Regions from separate parts of the Homo sapiens genome. Here region 2 is linked to region 1. The links are chromatin loops, found by intact Hi-C in ENCODE. Cell type or tissue: transverse colon. All regions are shown on one strand. Each heading gives the region's core, and the rest is flanking DNA. Links, peaks and the distances in the headings are about the cores only. Region 1 overlaps FSIP1 (fibrous sheath interacting protein 1). Region 2 overlaps FSIP1 (fibrous sheath interacting protein 1).

Region 1 (8,341 bases), core at 215-8,214:
TCCCCTCTCTGTGTACAGATGTTTTCATCTGGCATTCAGAGCCCTTTGAAATACACACAGCTGCCCTTTCAGCCTCATCTAATCAATAGTTGCCATTCTAGTTATGTGATTCTATATTGAATTCTTCCTGAACACTTCTTTTAATCATTTGTTAAATGTATTAATTTTCTCTGTCTGTATGCAACAGAAATGGTTGCATTTAGTGCCTTGGTGAGTGATCCTTGTTCTTGGAACAGTGGAAAGATCCAGAGCAACCTGCTTGAGATTCTGTGTCCTATCCTAAGATCATTTCAAAATATATCATAGTCTTCCTCTAGGTTGACCCACGCACCTTCCTCCCAGTAGGGCATCTGAATAAGGAGGATGGGGTTTCTCTAGGTTGGTTCATAAAAAGTAGCTGCATACCAGCAACTAGTATTTTAAATAAGGATACCGAAACTTGAGAGTTTAAGAAACTTATCCAAGGTTTCATAGGTTTTGAGTTTTGGAGCCATGATTTTCAGAGCCTCAGTCGTTACAACACTGAACTTTGTAGTGGGCATTCAATAAATGTTTGCTGGATGAATGAATGAATGAATGAATGGATTGTTAGTCTTATTAGAATGTTGAATCAGCAGAAGAATTGATTGGGTGATTGCATCTGCACAGAAGAGTTACATTTTGAGGCTTGTTTTTCTGAAAAATATTCTAGGATGAAAATGTCCTTTTGATATAATAGGTCTCTAGTTCAGTACATTTGCACATAAAAGCTAACAGCTACTGGAGGAGGGGGATGGTGTATATCCATGGAGACCCTTAAGAAATCCCTGTAAGTTTACATTTCTTTTCCAGAAAGGATTGTTCTCATATGACAAAGTCTATGATAGATTTTAAATCTCTTTTCATATAGTATTCCTTCTCACCATTGCCAATAAGGAGAAAACAGATACTGGGAAAACTTCAGTTTGAGGGAACACAAAAGACATGGAATTTCCTTGGGATTTTTCTCTAAGTTTTATCAACTTCCATACCCTAATAAACTTTGGTTGATGAAAGTGATGAGAAATAGAGAATGCCAGCTCAAGCAATAGCACATAATTATAAATATTTTGATGTTTTTAACTGATTATTGGAGAAACCATGTTTTTATCAGCTGGTGTGTCTTTTTCCAGAAGACACGTGATTTCATGATTTGCCTTTAAGCCTCTGGGCAGACAAACCTCCCTTTAAAGGAAAGGAATTTACATGATCAGAAGATAGACCAGTTGCTTTCTTGCCATTCATCATTTACCATACTTGGGGTCGCAGAATTTTGTTTCCTGTTTAGTCCATGAGCACATGAGAGCCATTGGGTCACAGGTCTTCCTGACTGATGTGGTTGTCCTTGTGAACTAGCTCCAGCCAGCCAGTAGTCCTGCAACTGCTGAAAAACGAATATACGTGTTATATCTGAGAGAATATATGCTCTTGCTTCCTCTTAAAACTTCTGAAGGGGTTGTCTTTGCTCTGACTGGGCAGACTGAATTGGATTTATTGTCTCTCAAAGAGCTCTAGCAGTTTTTCTATAAATGATCCATTTAAAATTTCTGCTGAGTTGCAATATTTCAAACATTTAGTACACAGGTATCACATAAGGATGTTTTGGTCATTGAAGTACTGCATATACGACGGTGGTCCCATAAGATTATAATGGAGATGAAAAGTTTCTATCACCTAGTGACTAGGTAGCTGTTGTAACATCACAGCACAACAGGTTACTCACATGTTTGTGGTGAAGCTGGTGTAAACAAACCTACTGTGCTGTCATTCGTATAAAAGTATGGCACATACAATTATGCATAGTATGTACTTGACAGTGATAATAAATGACTATATTACTGGTTTATGGATTTCCTATACTATACTTTTAATCATTATTTTAGAGTCTTTTACTTATTAAAAAAATAAATTAACTGCAAAGCAACCTCGAGCAGTTCCTTCAGGAGGAATTCCAGAAGAAGACATTGTTGTCGTAGGAGATGACAGCTCTAGGCTTGTTACTGCCCCTGAAGACCTTCCAGTGGGACAAGATGTAGAGTGGAAGACAGTGATGTTGGTGACCCTGACCCTGTGTAGGCCTAGGCTAATGTGTGTGTTTCTATTTAGTTTTTAACAGTACCATTTAAAAGTAAAAAAAATAAAATAAAAATAGTGTATTAGTCTGTTTCACGCTGCTGATGAAGGCATACCTGAGACTGGGCAATTTACAAAAGAAAGAGGTTTAATTGGACTTACAGTTCCACATGGCTGGGGAAGCCTCACAGTCATGGCAGAAGGCAAGGAGGAGCAAGTCTCATCTTACGTGGATGGCAGCAAGCAAAGAGAAAGGGCTTGTGCAAGGAAATTCCCCCTTTTAAAGCTATCAGATCTCTTGAGACTCATTCGCTGTTATGAGAACATCATGGGAAAGACCTGACCCCATGATTCAATTATCTCCCACCCGGTCCCTCCCACAACAGGTGGGAATTAGGGGAGCTACAAGATGAAATTTGGGCAGGAACATAGAGCCAAACTGTATCAAATGGAAAAAAGTTTATTGAATTAGGATATAAAGAAAGAAAGTTTTTTTGTACAGCTAATGTGTTTGTGTTTTAAACTAAATGTTATTACCAAGACAGTAAAAAAGTTTTAAAAAATTTAAAAGTTTAGAAGGTAAAAAAGTTATGTTAAGCTGAGGTTAATTCACTATTGAAAAAAGAAATATTTAAAAAATAAATTTAGTGTGGCCTAAGTGTACAGTGTTTATAAAATATACATTAGTATATAGTAATGTCCTGGGCCTTGACTTTCACTCACCACTCACCCAGAGCAAGTTCCATTCATGGTAAGTGCCCTAATCAGTAATCAGGCATACCATTTTTCGTTTTTGGGTTTTTTTTTTTTTTTTTGAGACAAAGTCTGGCTCCGTCACACAGGCTACGGTGCACTGGCGTGGTCTCCACTCACTGTAACCTCTGCCTCCCAGGCTCAAGACATCCTTCCACCTCAGCCTCCCAAGTAGCTGGGACTACAGGCACACACCACCACGCCTGAGTAATTTTTGTATTTTTTGTAGAGACAGAGTTTTGCCATGTTGCTTAGGCTGATCTCAAACTCATGAGCTCAAGCGGTCCACCCACCTCAACCTCCCAAAGTGCTGGGATTACAGGCATGAGCCACTGTATTCAGCCTGCATACCGTTAAAAAAATATTTTTAACTGTACCTTTTCTGTGTTTAGATATACAAATATTTACCATTTTGTTGTAATTTCCTACAGTAATCAATGCAGTAACATGCTGTACGGGTTTGTAGCCTAGGAGCAATAGGCCATACCATATAGCCTAGGTGTATAGTAGGCTACACCATCTAGGTTTGTGTATAACAAATGAAATAAGAAAGACTTAGAAAAAAGTGTTTGAGAAATGTCACAGATAAGATTACTTTGTGTTTGCTTTTGAAGTTATTGAAATTATATCCAGTAGAAAGGAAGCCTGCTTAGATAAGTAGGATCCAAGATTAAGAAAAAAAATGGAAAGAAATGTTTAGGTAGATGAAATCTTTTGATTAATCACCCGAAATGTGCAAAATCTATAGCAAATTTTTATTTCAACAGCTCTTAGTCCTATATATATAAGTTGAACTTGCTTCTATAAATACAGATGCAAGTTCAAAATATAACTAACAAAGTACTGCTCTGAATGTAGCAAATGTTTAGAATTCACTTTTAATCAAAACATCACTTCTTGCTCTCTTAATAAATGTACTGGAAAGCATTTATCTAAGTAAATGAGTTGAAGTTGTATTCCAAAGGACTGAGAATTAAACTTCATTCTTGAATAGCACTAGCATTCTTTTTTAAAATGGTAATATTTAGCCCGATCCTCCCCTTCAGACTTAACTTTACAGAAAGCAACAGTGTGGGCTCTGAGGCTGAGCTGGAAGGGAACTATGGAGGTCATCTATTCTAATAGTTTCTCAACCCACTCAGAGTCACACAGCTGGTTATTGACATTTATGGGAGTGTAACTTATGCCTGCTGCCTAGGAAGAAAAACATCTCTTCCATTCACCCCTTTATTTGTCCTCCAATCTGTGTGTCAAGAATTGAGCTGACTGCTTTAATGTGGCTTTGTCTAATTTCATCTTAACTTCTTTCCCCATTTAATTGCATTAAGCTTTCTTTGATGATGTGAATTGGGGGAGATAGATACGTAGTGGTTGAAAGGAGGAATCTATTAAAGGCAAAAGAGACCACACGATTTTATGGGCTTTTCCAACTTGTATCTAACAATTTGTATAGGTTGACTTAGAACAGTGCAGAAAGAATTGGCTTTCAAATCGAAGTGAGGTAATCTCCAGAGGTTTAATAGAATTCTTTCTAACTGTCCTTTTTATAACAATAACACTAGTCAAACGATAATCATAGTAACAACAACCATAAGCAAAAAAGCAATAACAGTCACACAATGATGTGTTAAGTGTTTTGAATACATTATTTTTTTGAACACCCAGGACAACTCTATGAAATAAGCCCCATTTTACAGATGAGAAAACTGAGGCTTAGAGAAGTAACTTGCCCAAAGTCACACACCTGCTGTGAGGAGGAAATAATGCACTTTTCATTCATTAGAGCTTTCACCAGATGTCATATTTATCTATTTTTTACAGATGGTTAAAAGAATAATATGGAAATTTGAGTTGCTTGTCATTTTGCATTAAACATTGTGTGAAAATCACATCAATGTCACAAAATTTATTGGAATAATGGAATAGAGATTGTTTTGACATTCATCATTTCCAGAGTCTTAGAATTGTGATGATCTTTTTCCAGTGGGCTCTGGAAGCTTAAGAAATTTAAGATTTGTTAACTTAGGAAACCCTACATTATAAAACAAATTGGTTGGTTGGTTGTTCATCCACTAGAACCTGAAGTATAACTAGATATGGAGACACATGACAGCTGTTTTTCATGGGTTCATGTCCATGGGTTCATGCCCACCCTCCCATCAGATGACTTCCTCTCTCTGTGGCCCATGCCCTCTGGGACTCCATCTGACCAGTTACTGGCTGCACTTGGGAAACGAAGGAGCACTGCAGGTGTGGCTGTTGCTGTGATTGCCGAGTCATTCCCTTCCCTGTCAAGTAAAGCCTGTGTTAACTCAAAGCCAAATGACAGGAAACCTAAATTAATAGGAATTGTTTTTATTCGAAGGAGGAAAATCATAAGAAAACAAGCTATTATTATATTAGTAAGAAAGCAGAGCACAGAGACTTCCGAAGAATGTTCTGGGGGTGATATCTGATTGTTTAGCTCTTACCTTTATAGGATTGTACAGTGAATACTTATTTAAGAATCACAACGCTGAGATGCTGTACGATAGACCGTCAGAACTGGGAAGTTCCCTTCTTGTTCAGATGAGGACGCTGAGGCCAGGGAGGTGGTCTACATAAAGTCGTTTTCAAAAGTGGTGCTGTTGTCTTTTTGCCATTTCAACCTGTCTCAGCCATCAAAGATCCATTGATTGTACTGCTTACTAAGGCAGGGAGGTAAATAAATACATATTAGAAAACTTTCCCCAAGGGTTGAGACAGTATTTTTTGGTTTACTCTTTACTTTTAGTCATAAGGGAGGACTTAATATTTTGGGTATTTGAAAAGGACAAAGATGTATAGAAAGAAGACAGAGAAGTAACAGGATGATACCATATAGCCAGCAATGTGATTAAGTGATAAATTGTGTGGTACCAATTTTAAATAATAGTAGGCAACATTTCCCAAATAAGATTGTCCTGGGATTTCAGCAATTATACTGTAAAATTTTTATGGCCAAGGAATTTTGTGAAATTCTGAATATTATATAACCCTCTTAGGAATTCACAACTGATGGTAGCTTATTAAAGCCTCTGAGAATTCCATAGTAGAGAAACCTGTCCAACTGAGTTTGAACCAGAGTTTCCAAATTTATTTGAAACAGAATGTCTGAAAGTATTCTAGAAAAGTGCTGTGTGAGTTCAGGTTGCGAATGCTGATGTGGGGAATCCCGAGGATAAGGACGCTGAGTGGGGAATCAGCACAGCTGAAGAGAGCTTTGTGGAGGACTTGGCATTTGAGCCAGGCCAGCAGGAACAAAAGTGTGGGGCCAGAAATGAGCACGAGGCCTGACACTCAGCTGGCACTCAATAAGTGTTTACTGAGTAGGTATGTGAGTGAAAACATGATTTCTATGGAAGGCAATCGGGATATTGGCTTAATTAGAATGAAAAGGTTGGGGAACGTGGAAATAAAGTTGAAGAGGCAGATTCTTCTGATTAGAGAGGGTCAAGCTGAGTGTTCAGGACTTGATCCGACAGGGAACGCTTTGTTGGTTCCTGGGCAGAGGACGACGGCAGAGTAGAAAAAGTGTCTGGGAAGAATAGCCTGAGAGTGGTGTAGAGTCAGGCAGGGATGGAAAAGACCAAAGTACAGTGAAGAGCAAGGAGCCTTAGAAAATGATGCTAACCTCTGTCTGGGTAGTAGTAGGTCACATATTGATTTTTATATGTGCCTAGATAAATGCAAAAGCAAGAGATCTTTTTAAATATAAGAAGTAAGCTAGAGTAAATTCCATCTCAGTCATTTCTGGTATCTTGAAAAACAAAGGGATAGTAAAGTATTATCAGAATAGGTGGGACAAATGTTCTTGGAGATTGAAAACTTGAAGCATTTCTACTCGGAAACTTATAGTGTCTTTATGACTAAAATATATTTGACCCTTATGCTTGCAGGATGTGAAATTTAGGATAAATTACTCTGTCAGGAAACATTACCAGCTAGAGTTCCTGGAGTGGGAGCCACACTGGCTTTACAGGTGTTTTTGGTCTTTTCATATTGCAAAACAGTTTATGTGAATAAACATAATTTATCCTTATACATCTTATTCCAGCTGAAAACTCTTAAGACTCTTAAGTCCCTCCTCTTAAAGAAGACTGAAATCGTGTCCAGTCAAATGTGTAGGTGTTTATGGTACTCAGCTTTTGAGCTATTGGTTGTTTCCGTTTGCTTAGTTCTCTTCCACTCACTCTTAGGCTGGATAAAGATTTCCATTCCTTTTTGGGTGAAATATTTTCCATAAGTTACAAAAAACCCAAATAAAAAAAAAAAACTTTGCACAAGAAATCCCAGTCTGAAATAGCTTTCCTTTTTAAATAATGATATAAAATAAAGATAGAACACATGATAATTATAGTCATTATTACTTGGTGGCTTGAATGCTCAGATTATTTGAAGGGGTCATCTTTAAAATGCCTGCCTCTTTATTCTGTGATTTACTGACTCTTGACCTTTATAATTCAGTTTATAATTAAGACTTTCCCAAGAAGTCTCCCTGATAGGCCCCAAACTACCAATTACATCACACATTTCACCATTTCCAACCTACCTTTACTTTTGGGCACCAATGTTAGTATCTTATTTACATCACTATAATTTTAAAAATCTGTTTAACTTACTTCTTCTGAGTTACTCCTGGGTTCTTAACTGCTATACTTGTGTTTTCTTTTCCTAACAAGGTGGGGTCTTGGAAAGCATTGGTCTGTGTCAGTGGTTCCCAACCACGGCAGATGAGAATCACCTGGAGAACTTTTAAGAACTTACGATGCGTATGTCTCACCTTCTAAGGTTATGATCTAGTTTGTGGAACCACTGGTCTACATCAAACCCAAGTTAAGCAAACATTATATATTGTTAGTGAGTAGTACAAAACCTTCAATTCTATGGACATTTGGCAAATATCTTATATTAAGGTAGAGACTAAAATTAAAATTTAGAATTCTAGAAAATTTCAAGCTGCCAGTACAATCTCAAGTTTCTCTAATTTTTCTTTTTTTTTTTTTTGGTAGCAATTTTATACTAGATTCTTTTTTTTTCTTTTTTTTTTTATTATACTTTAAGTTTTAGGGTACATGTGCACATTGTGCAGGTTAGTTACATATGTATACATGTGCCATGCTTGTGCGCTGCACCCACTAACTCGTCATCTAGCCTTAGGTATATCTCCCAATGCTATCCCTCCCCGCTCCCCCCACCCCACCACAGTCCCCAGAGTGTGATATTCCCCTTCATGTGTCCATGTTATACTAGATTCTTGTGTGCATTAAATACCAGTGACTAACTTACTTTTGATTAAAGGGCAAAGCGTAGTGATATTAATTTATTTTTGGATTTCAGACATTCTATGTCATGCAGTATTTTTCCCAATATAACAGTTTAATATCTATTTGTCCTTATGCAGTAGATTTTGTTAGAACATTTAAACATAGACCTTTTGGAAAATTGACCTTAAGAAGTCTTTTTTTTTTAATGCCTT
Region 2 (8,341 bases), core at 196-8,195, 43 kb after region 1:
GTATTAGTTCTTCTTTAAATGTTTGGTAGAATTCAGTAGTAAAGCCATCTGGCCCTGGGCCTTTTTTTGATAGGAGGCTTTTTATTACTGAGTCAACCTCCTTGCTCATTAGTGGTCTGTTCAGATTTTTGTTTCTTTATGATTCAGCCTTGGCAGGATGTATGTGTCCAGGAATCTGTTCACATCTAGGTTATCCAATAAAATATCTAGGTTATTATATGTTGGCATATAATTTTACATAATTACCCTTTGTATTTCTTTGGTATCAGTTGTAATGTCTCCTCTTTCATTTCATTTTCGTTTTGTTTTAAATAAGCAGAAGTTTTGAGCTTAAAGACTTTAAAAAGTATTTGTTATTGCTTTCTAATCGCACAACAAATGTAAATTTGTTGAAGGCTATTTGAAACATACAGAAAAGTGTAGAAGATAAAATCATTGTCCAGACCTATTCATTGTTAATATTAACATTCATCTTTTTTCTAGTTGTGTATTTTAAATTGTCTTCATATTCTTCTTATAATATATTCTGATATTTTTTTCTTTTATATTTTGAGCATTCTGTGTTATTAAATATTCTTCTAAATCATTCATTATGATGGCTGCAATGTATCTTATGATGTATCATAATTTAAGCATTTCTTTATTTTTGGTCGTTTATATTAAGACTTTTTGTATAAGCTAAAACTATCATGAGACAAAAATATGGTCATAATCATTATCTTCCCATTACATGATGGTGTGATGAGTTCAGAGGATTTGATTTATTTGAGTTTTCTTTCTTTCTTTTCCTAGTTAGTCTAGCTAAGGGTTTGTCAATTTTGTTTATCTTTTCAAAAAGCCAATTCTTAGTTTTGTTGATTTTTTCTATTGTTGCTAGTCTCCATTTTGTTTATTTTGGCTCTAATATTTGTTATTTTCTTTCTTCTGCTAACTTTGGACTTAGTTGGTTCTTTTTCTAGTTTTTTGAGGTTTAACATTAGATTGTTTATTTGAGATTTTTTCTTTGATAATAAGCATTTATTGTTTTATATTTCCCACTTAGAACTGCTTTTGTCAGCATCCCATTAGTTTTGATATGTTGTGTTTCCATTTTTGTTTGTCTCAAAATATAGTTTGATTTCCTTTTTTCCCCCCTCTGACCTATTGTTTGTTTAGGAGCATGTTGTTTAATTTCCACATATTTGTGAATTCACCAAGATTTCTTGTTATAGATTTCTAGTTTCATGCCACTGTGATCAGAAAAGATACTTGATATGATTAAAATCCTCTTGAGTTCATTAAGACTTGTTTTGTGGCCTATCCTGGAGAATGTCCCATGTGTGCTTGAGAAGAATGTGTATTTTCTTGCTGTAGGGTGTGATGTTTTGTATATGAATGTGAGGTCCATTTGATTTAAAGTGTAATTCAAGTCCAATGTTTTCTTATTGATTTTCTGTCTAGATGATCTCTTCATCATTGAAAGTGGGGTATTGAGGTCCCCTACTCTTATACTATTGCAGTCTATCTCTCAGATCATGTAATAATTGCTTTATGTATTTAGGTGTTCCAGTGTTGGGTGTGTATATGTTTACAATTATGTCCTCTTAATGAAATGATCCCTTTATCATTATATAATGACCTTCTTTGTCTCTTTGTGTAGCTTTTGACTTAAAGTCTATTTTGTCTGATATAAGTATAGCTAACCCCTGCTCTCTTTTGGTTTTCATTTGCATGGAGTAACTTTTCCATCCCTTCACTTTGTCCATGTATTTTCTTACTAGTAAAGTGAGTCTCTCACAGGTAGCATATAGTTGGCCTTTTATTACTATTTTTTCAACCCATTCAGCCACTCTATGTGTTTTGACTAGCGACTTTAATCCATTTACATTCAAGGTAATTGCTGATAGGTAAGGACATGCTACTGCCATTTTGTAATTTGCTTCTGGTTGTTTTGTAGAGCTGTTGTTTCTTTCTTCCTCTCTTGCTACTTTCCTTTGTGGTTTGATAATTTTCTGTGATGGTATGCTTTGAATCTTTTCCTTTTATATTTTGTGCAACTATTACAGGTTTTTATTTGTGTTTACCATCAGGTTTATATAAAACATCTTGTACAGGCTGGGCATGGTTGTGCATACCTGTAGTCCCATCTACTTGGAAGGATGAAGTGGGAAGATCACTTCAGCCAAGGAGTTTGAGCCCTGCCTGGGCAATATAGCAAGACTCCATCTCCTTAAAAAATAAAAAAAAACAACAACAAAATATCTTATTATAACAGGCTATTTTAAGCTGATAACTTTTATCACATATAAAATCTCAATACTTTAACGCCCTCCCCCCGACAACTTTTATGATTTAGATGTAAATTTTACATCTTTTTGTAATTTGGATTCCTTTAACAATTTATTATAGCTGCATTTGTTTTTAATAGTTTTGTTTTTTAACTCTCATAATACAGAGAAAATTCCTTTACACATCATCCTTACAGTATTATTCTGAATATGACTATGTCTTACTTACACCATTTAGTGCTTTTTGCTTTTATAAGTTTTATGTATCAATTAGGAGCCTTTTATTTCAGCTTAGCTCCCTTTAGCATTTCCTGTTAGGCAGGCCTAGTGGTGATAAACTTACTTAGTTTTTGTTTGTTTGGGAAAGTTTTTATTTATCCCTTATTTCTGAGGAATAGCTTTGCTGAGTTAAGTATTCTTGGTTGCCAGTTTTGTTTTTCTTCTACACTTTGATTATATTATCCCACCCTTTTATGGCTTGCAGGGATTCTGCTGAGAAATCTGCTGGTTGCTGTTTTGGGACTCCCTTGAATATTATACATTCCTGATCTCTTACTGCTTTCAGGATTCTTTGTCTTTGTTTTATTTTAATTTTAATTTAATTTTATTTTAAGGCAGAGTCTTGCTCTGTCACCCAGACTAGACTGCAGTGGCATGATCCTGGCTCACTGCAGCCTCTGCCTCCTGGGTTCAAGCGATTCTCCTGCCTCAGCCTCCTGAGTAGCTGAGACTGCAGGCACGCACCACCATGCCCAGCAAATTTTTGTATTTTTAGCAGAGATGGGGTTTCACCATATTGGCCAGGCTGACATCGTGATCTGCCCGCCTCGACCTCCCAAAGTGCTGGGATTACAGGCATGAGCCACTGCGCCTGACCGTCTTTGTTTTTTAATAGTTTGATTATGATTTGTCTTGGTGCACTCATCTTTGGCTTGAATTTAATTGGAGATCTCTGAGCTTTCTATACCTGGATGTTGTCATATTTCCACAAATTTTGGAAACTTTCAGCCATATTTTCTTAAATATATTTTCTGGGCCTTTTTCTTTATCATATCTTTCTTAGAATTTTATTATAAGAAAGTTAGTTTTCTTGATGGTGTCCCATAGATTTATGTAGGCTTTCTTCATTCTTTTTTCATAGCTCTACATTTTTTTCAGGGTCCATTATTGGGGCTTTATTAGTTTCTTTTTGTTGTGTCACATTTCCCTGATTCTTTCTAAACCTTGTTGTCTACACATTTGAGGAAATGGCCACCTCTTTTGGCCTTGAAGGTTTTCTTTCACAGTGGTAGACCTTCACTAGTTAGTTTAGCATTTGATTATGGATAGGCCAGCTGGTAACAACCCCAGACAGGTACACCTTGCTGTTGGTGTTGCTGTTGGGCCAGCCTGCTGGCTGTTCTTTGAGGTCAAGTGGAACTTCTGGCTGTGCTCTGTGGTCTGATGAGACAGATCACTAGCTGGACTCCACAGTTAAGGTGGAGCTACTGGCTGGGCTCTGTAATAGCCTCTGATTGCACAGGGTTGCATGTTGTTTTCCCTGGCTGGGAAGTACTGCTGTTTTTAATCTGTAGCTGGGCAGGTCTGTGTGCTGGGCTCAGCGACTGGGTGAGGTTTCTGCTGTTGTGCTCAGCCATTCAGGATGGGCCAGGCTATCGTCTAGAGAAACACATGGATGCAGGCTTCCCTCAGGGAAGCCTTAAGCAAAGCACTGAGGCTTTGTGGGGTCACCATGCAGCTGCTGGGGTTGGGTGGGGCCAGGTACTTTTGTCCATAGATATTCATTCATTGACCTGCACTTGCCTCCTAGCCTGGCAAGCCTTAAGCAGAACATGAAGGCTTGGTAGGGTTAGGCTAGTTGGCTGCTGGGGTTGGGTGGGGCCCGTTGCTACCCTCCTTAGGTAATCACTGACCTGCCCTTGCTGCCTGGCCTGGGGAAGGCTTAAGGAGAGCACCAGAGCTAGGTGGGGAAGCTGGCTAGGGAATGAAGCCTGGCAGATCAGTTGACTATACTTCCTGCAGGACAGTGCTAATGCTGTTGGCCAGTTTCTCTGGTGGAGTGCCTCCATTGGCTAGAATGCAGAGCCACTGCAAGATCCATGTGCTCGTTTCTGTGAGTCTCACTTTTGTTCTTTGTTTCTGGCTGATCCTAGGTGGTCTAGCCCTGCCTGTACTCCCAGTGTTTCCCGGGAGATAATAATGAGTGGGCTTCCTGCTCAGGGTCCCAGAATGTTGGGGAAGCTGAATGTTTGCCTCTCTCTTTTCCCACTGTAGAAACTCTGGGCCCAGGGGAATCTTCTGTGTGTGGTGCTGTGCTGGCTTGAGGTGTGGCAGGGTTTGGGGGAGTGGTGATGTGGTCAAAGTGAAACCATTCCTCTATTCCACTTACCCCTTGAATGAGGCTTTTTTCAGTTATGTGGTCCAAGGGGGTGTCTCAGCTTTTCACGTTCAGGGAGTTCAGGAGTATTAATGAAGATATTCTTGTCTGTAAATAGTTGGTTGGATTTTTGTTGGGGGTATGGGAGCTGAGCAACACCCATTCTGCCATCTTCCTGAGTAGAACTTCCAGCTGTAATGTTTTTATTTAGCAGCAGAGTTCACTTACAAATGCAATTCAGTTAGATGGGTGTGGTTTGCTTTCTTCACACCAAAGATCTTCATTTAATAAATGAACTGTGAAAACTTTGTTCTACTCTGAAATTGAAGTATATTGTCCTTCTTTTTGGATAAAGTGTTTTTATTAGAAAGTATCTGAATCTCCTCTGACTTCTGAAATCAAACTTACAAAATTGGATGCAATCATTTCTTGTGTATGGGATCTCATTCCCATGGAGTCCATATATAGGGGGGTTTAGAAAAGTAATTTGCTAAGATATGACTTTATTTTTATGTGAACATGAGTCACACTGATGCATATCTGTCACTGGGTAGAGCATGACAAGATGGAATGAATTGGAACTTAATGTGACTTAATGGAAAGAAGCTATGGAGACATAGAACATGGCTCTGATTATACCAGATAATGTTAATATGCAATTATAACAATTAACCCTGTGACTATGATTAAGGTGTCTTAGGTGTGAATATGTGAACCATATTTTACTTTCTGTTTATTACATAATAAGCTCTAAGGAATAGGTCTTACATTATTACTTTGAGCATGTTAGAATATCTGAAGTTGGAGTTTTACTAACCTCATTATTTATAATTATTAAAATAGCTTGCTGATCAATTTTATTCTAAAATACTAAATTGTCCATTATGTGCTTTCTACAAAAGTGTGCATCAAAACTGAATGCTGTGTCAGTTTTCTTGACAAAAAGCCCTTTGAAGACATAACTAATGAGGAGTTGCTGCGTGTTTGGCTGTTACATTTCTGTTCTACCTCCTTCTCAGGAAATAGATACACAAGAGTGTGATTCGGATTAGATTTCTGGAAGCAGACAGGAAGAAAATAAGAAAAGCCATTTATTGTTTTCTCTTTCAATAGCAAGTATTACTGATACGTAGTTGTCTTTTCCTTGATGTGCTGAGGTCTGTTCCAACTATTTCAATTGTGCTTCTAAAAGGCAGAGTCAGATAAGGCTTCAAAACTAAAACCAAACTCAGTGACCTTGAAGACCAATTTAAATGGTGGTATTGAAAAATAAGGATTTGCCTATCAGTTGTATTAAAAATTTTCAATGTGAAACACATTATCAATGTTTGTGCTTTAAGCTTCATGGTAACCAGTATTATTTGAATTTTTGAATACAAGGTTCAGTAAATTCAGCATTGTACTCACTAGTTACTGGGGTTTTACGGGACAAATAACTAGCACTCTTCTCTTCCCCACCCAGGTCAGAACCGACTGAGAGAGAGATAGATTCTGACAAATGGAGATCAAGGAGGTTCGCTTTATTGCTAATGAAATGTAGAGGATTGTCATGATCCGGGTGGGCAGCCAGACAGGCTTCCAATGCTATGCCTTTAAAATAAACGTACTCACCCAGTCACTGGCAGAGATGGAAAATCTCAGGCATCATCTGTGGAGACCTGTCCATGTAAAACCAATAGGGTGGAGGAGCGAAGCATGGAGCCTTGGGGAGCAGGGTCAGGTGGGAGCTGGGTGCTGACTCCTGAGGAGGCAGGGGCTGAGCTGAGCATGCCATTTCATCTCCCAAACTTAGCTTCCCACGGACAGTGTGGAGGGTGTGAAGTGAGGCCAGGATGCTTCCACTGCAAGTTCCTCCTTGTGGGAGCATGAGGAGAGTGGGGATTAAGTGTTGTCAGGTCACACTTAACCTCAGAGACAATCCTGAATGTACTGGCACTTCCGAAGCAAAAAGGATCAGGTCTGTGAGTTAGTCTAGTATTTAATCAAATTATCTAATACTGAGTTGCTTTCTAGGTAATCAAAGCAAAAGCCACCTATGCTTGTATAGTATTCTCCCTTCCTACTAAGCATTTGAGCTAATTATTAACAGAAATTCATAAAATAAAGATGAACATGGTATTAGCAAATAACAAACATAGTAAAATAGGGCAAAAACGGACACAAAATCAGTTGTGCAGTAAAAAATGGGGACAGAACTGCACTAATTCTTTAAGAAAAACAAAGTGGAATTTCTCGTTGGACCTGTTGAGTGAACAGTATTCTTGAAAAATTGTATAAGTTAGCAGGGAGGAAGGGATAGGGAGTTATTGGTTAAAGGATACAAAATTATAGCTTTATAGGAGGAATAAGTTCTAATAGTCTATAGCACTGTAGGGTGACTATAGTCAACAATAATATATATTTTCAGATAGCTAGAAGAGAAGGTTTTGAATGTTCTTAACACAGAGAATTGATAAATGAGGTGATGGGTATGCAATTTACCTGATTTGACCACTAGACATTGTATGTATTAAAATATCACTGTGTATCCCATAGATATGTACAATTGTGTGTCAGTTTAAAAGCCTATAGTAAATGCAACAAGAGTCATGTAAGTTTTGTTTTCTTTTTAAAATAATACCCCTAAATGAAAACTATAGTGGCCAACTGTCTTGGATTGCTCAGAAGTGTCCTGGTTTTACCATTGAATGTTCCATGTTCCAGGAAATCCTCAGTCTCTAGCAAACTGGAATGGTTGGTCACTCTAAATTGAAACTGTGAACATAAAACCAAAGAGCAGATTAGTTACTCAAAGGACCAAATTAAGGGAGTCCAAGTAAGTAGCAGAATCCCAAGCTAGAACCTAGATTAGCAGAGGGAGGGTGGCCTACCACCCACCAGTGGGAAGTGGCCTAGTGGTTAGGAACATGGGTTCTGGGTAGGGAAGACCTGGGTTTGAATCCTTGCTCTGCTGCTAGATGGAGATCTTAGGTAAGTTAGTTAATTTCTCTCTCTCTCCTCTACACCTTGGTTTCCTTGTCTATCATATAAGATGGCTTAATACCCTGTAGGGTTGTAATGAGGATCAAATGAGAACATTCAAATAAAATGATTAGCTCTGGGACTGGACTTGGTTGGCTTACATGGCGTTTAACATTGAACATTGTCAGGAGATTTTTCCATAAAAGGCTAGATTTCTGACATTTCTGACAAATCAGCAAGTTCTACCACCACCCACGGGAGCTGAGTAGCAGATGCTCCCCTTAGAAGGCATGTGTATTCTCCAAGAGGACACAGCCCCCACCTAGCCCTCTCTACTTCATGGGCTTGGTCCTTTGGAGACATTGAATTTCCATTCCATGTTGTAAGTCTCCTCTGCTTGTAGTGCAATCCAACCACTGGGAGCTTGTTAGAGATGCAGGGCCCCTAAGGGCCCACCCACAACCTAAGGCATGAGAATTTTCATTTTAATAAGATCCCTGGTGATACTTCCCGGCAATAAAGTTTGAGAAGCCCTGTTACAAACTGCAGAGCATTATTCCTAACCACAGTGAGTATCAAGATCATCTGGGGAGTTTTTTGCTTGTTTGTTTTCTAGCTGTGTCCAAGGACCTATCCAGACTTGCTGAAATCAGAGTTCCTGGGATGGAATGTCCAGGCTGCTAAATTAATGCTAGGGACAGGATTTCACTGTGAACACTTGAGAACTATAGATTTC

What was found. A loop is a pair of places that touch in the nucleus more often than their neighbours do. Peaks named below come from ENCODE experiments on the same cell type or tissue, not always from the same donor. Only the 100,000 strongest peaks of a DNase experiment are listed, where the experiment ranks them.
Region 2: it touches region 1 in a loop (2.9-fold over the local background); 8 of 110 quality-filtered maps call a loop at or near these places.

What each region holds. Positions count from the first base shown.
Region 1 is chr15:39,647,741-39,656,081 of GRCh38, reverse strand. All of the region lies in intron 10 of FSIP1 (fibrous sheath interacting protein 1), which reads left to right. Among named protein-coding and RNA genes, the nearest start is that of THBS1-IT1, 66 kb to the right of the region's middle. In transverse colon, for the core only: no CTCF peak of the experiment used is centred there; a DNase peak (open chromatin) is centred at 5,058.
Region 2 is chr15:39,605,203-39,613,543 of GRCh38, reverse strand. The region is part of intron 11 of FSIP1 (fibrous sheath interacting protein 1); the gene reads left to right. Among named protein-coding and RNA genes, the nearest start is that of THBS1-IT1, 23 kb to the right of the region's middle. In transverse colon, for the core only: no CTCF peak of the experiment used is centred there; DNase peaks (open chromatin) are centred at 3,789 and 4,153; H3K4me3 peaks cover 1,750 bases; H3K27ac peaks cover 2,402 bases.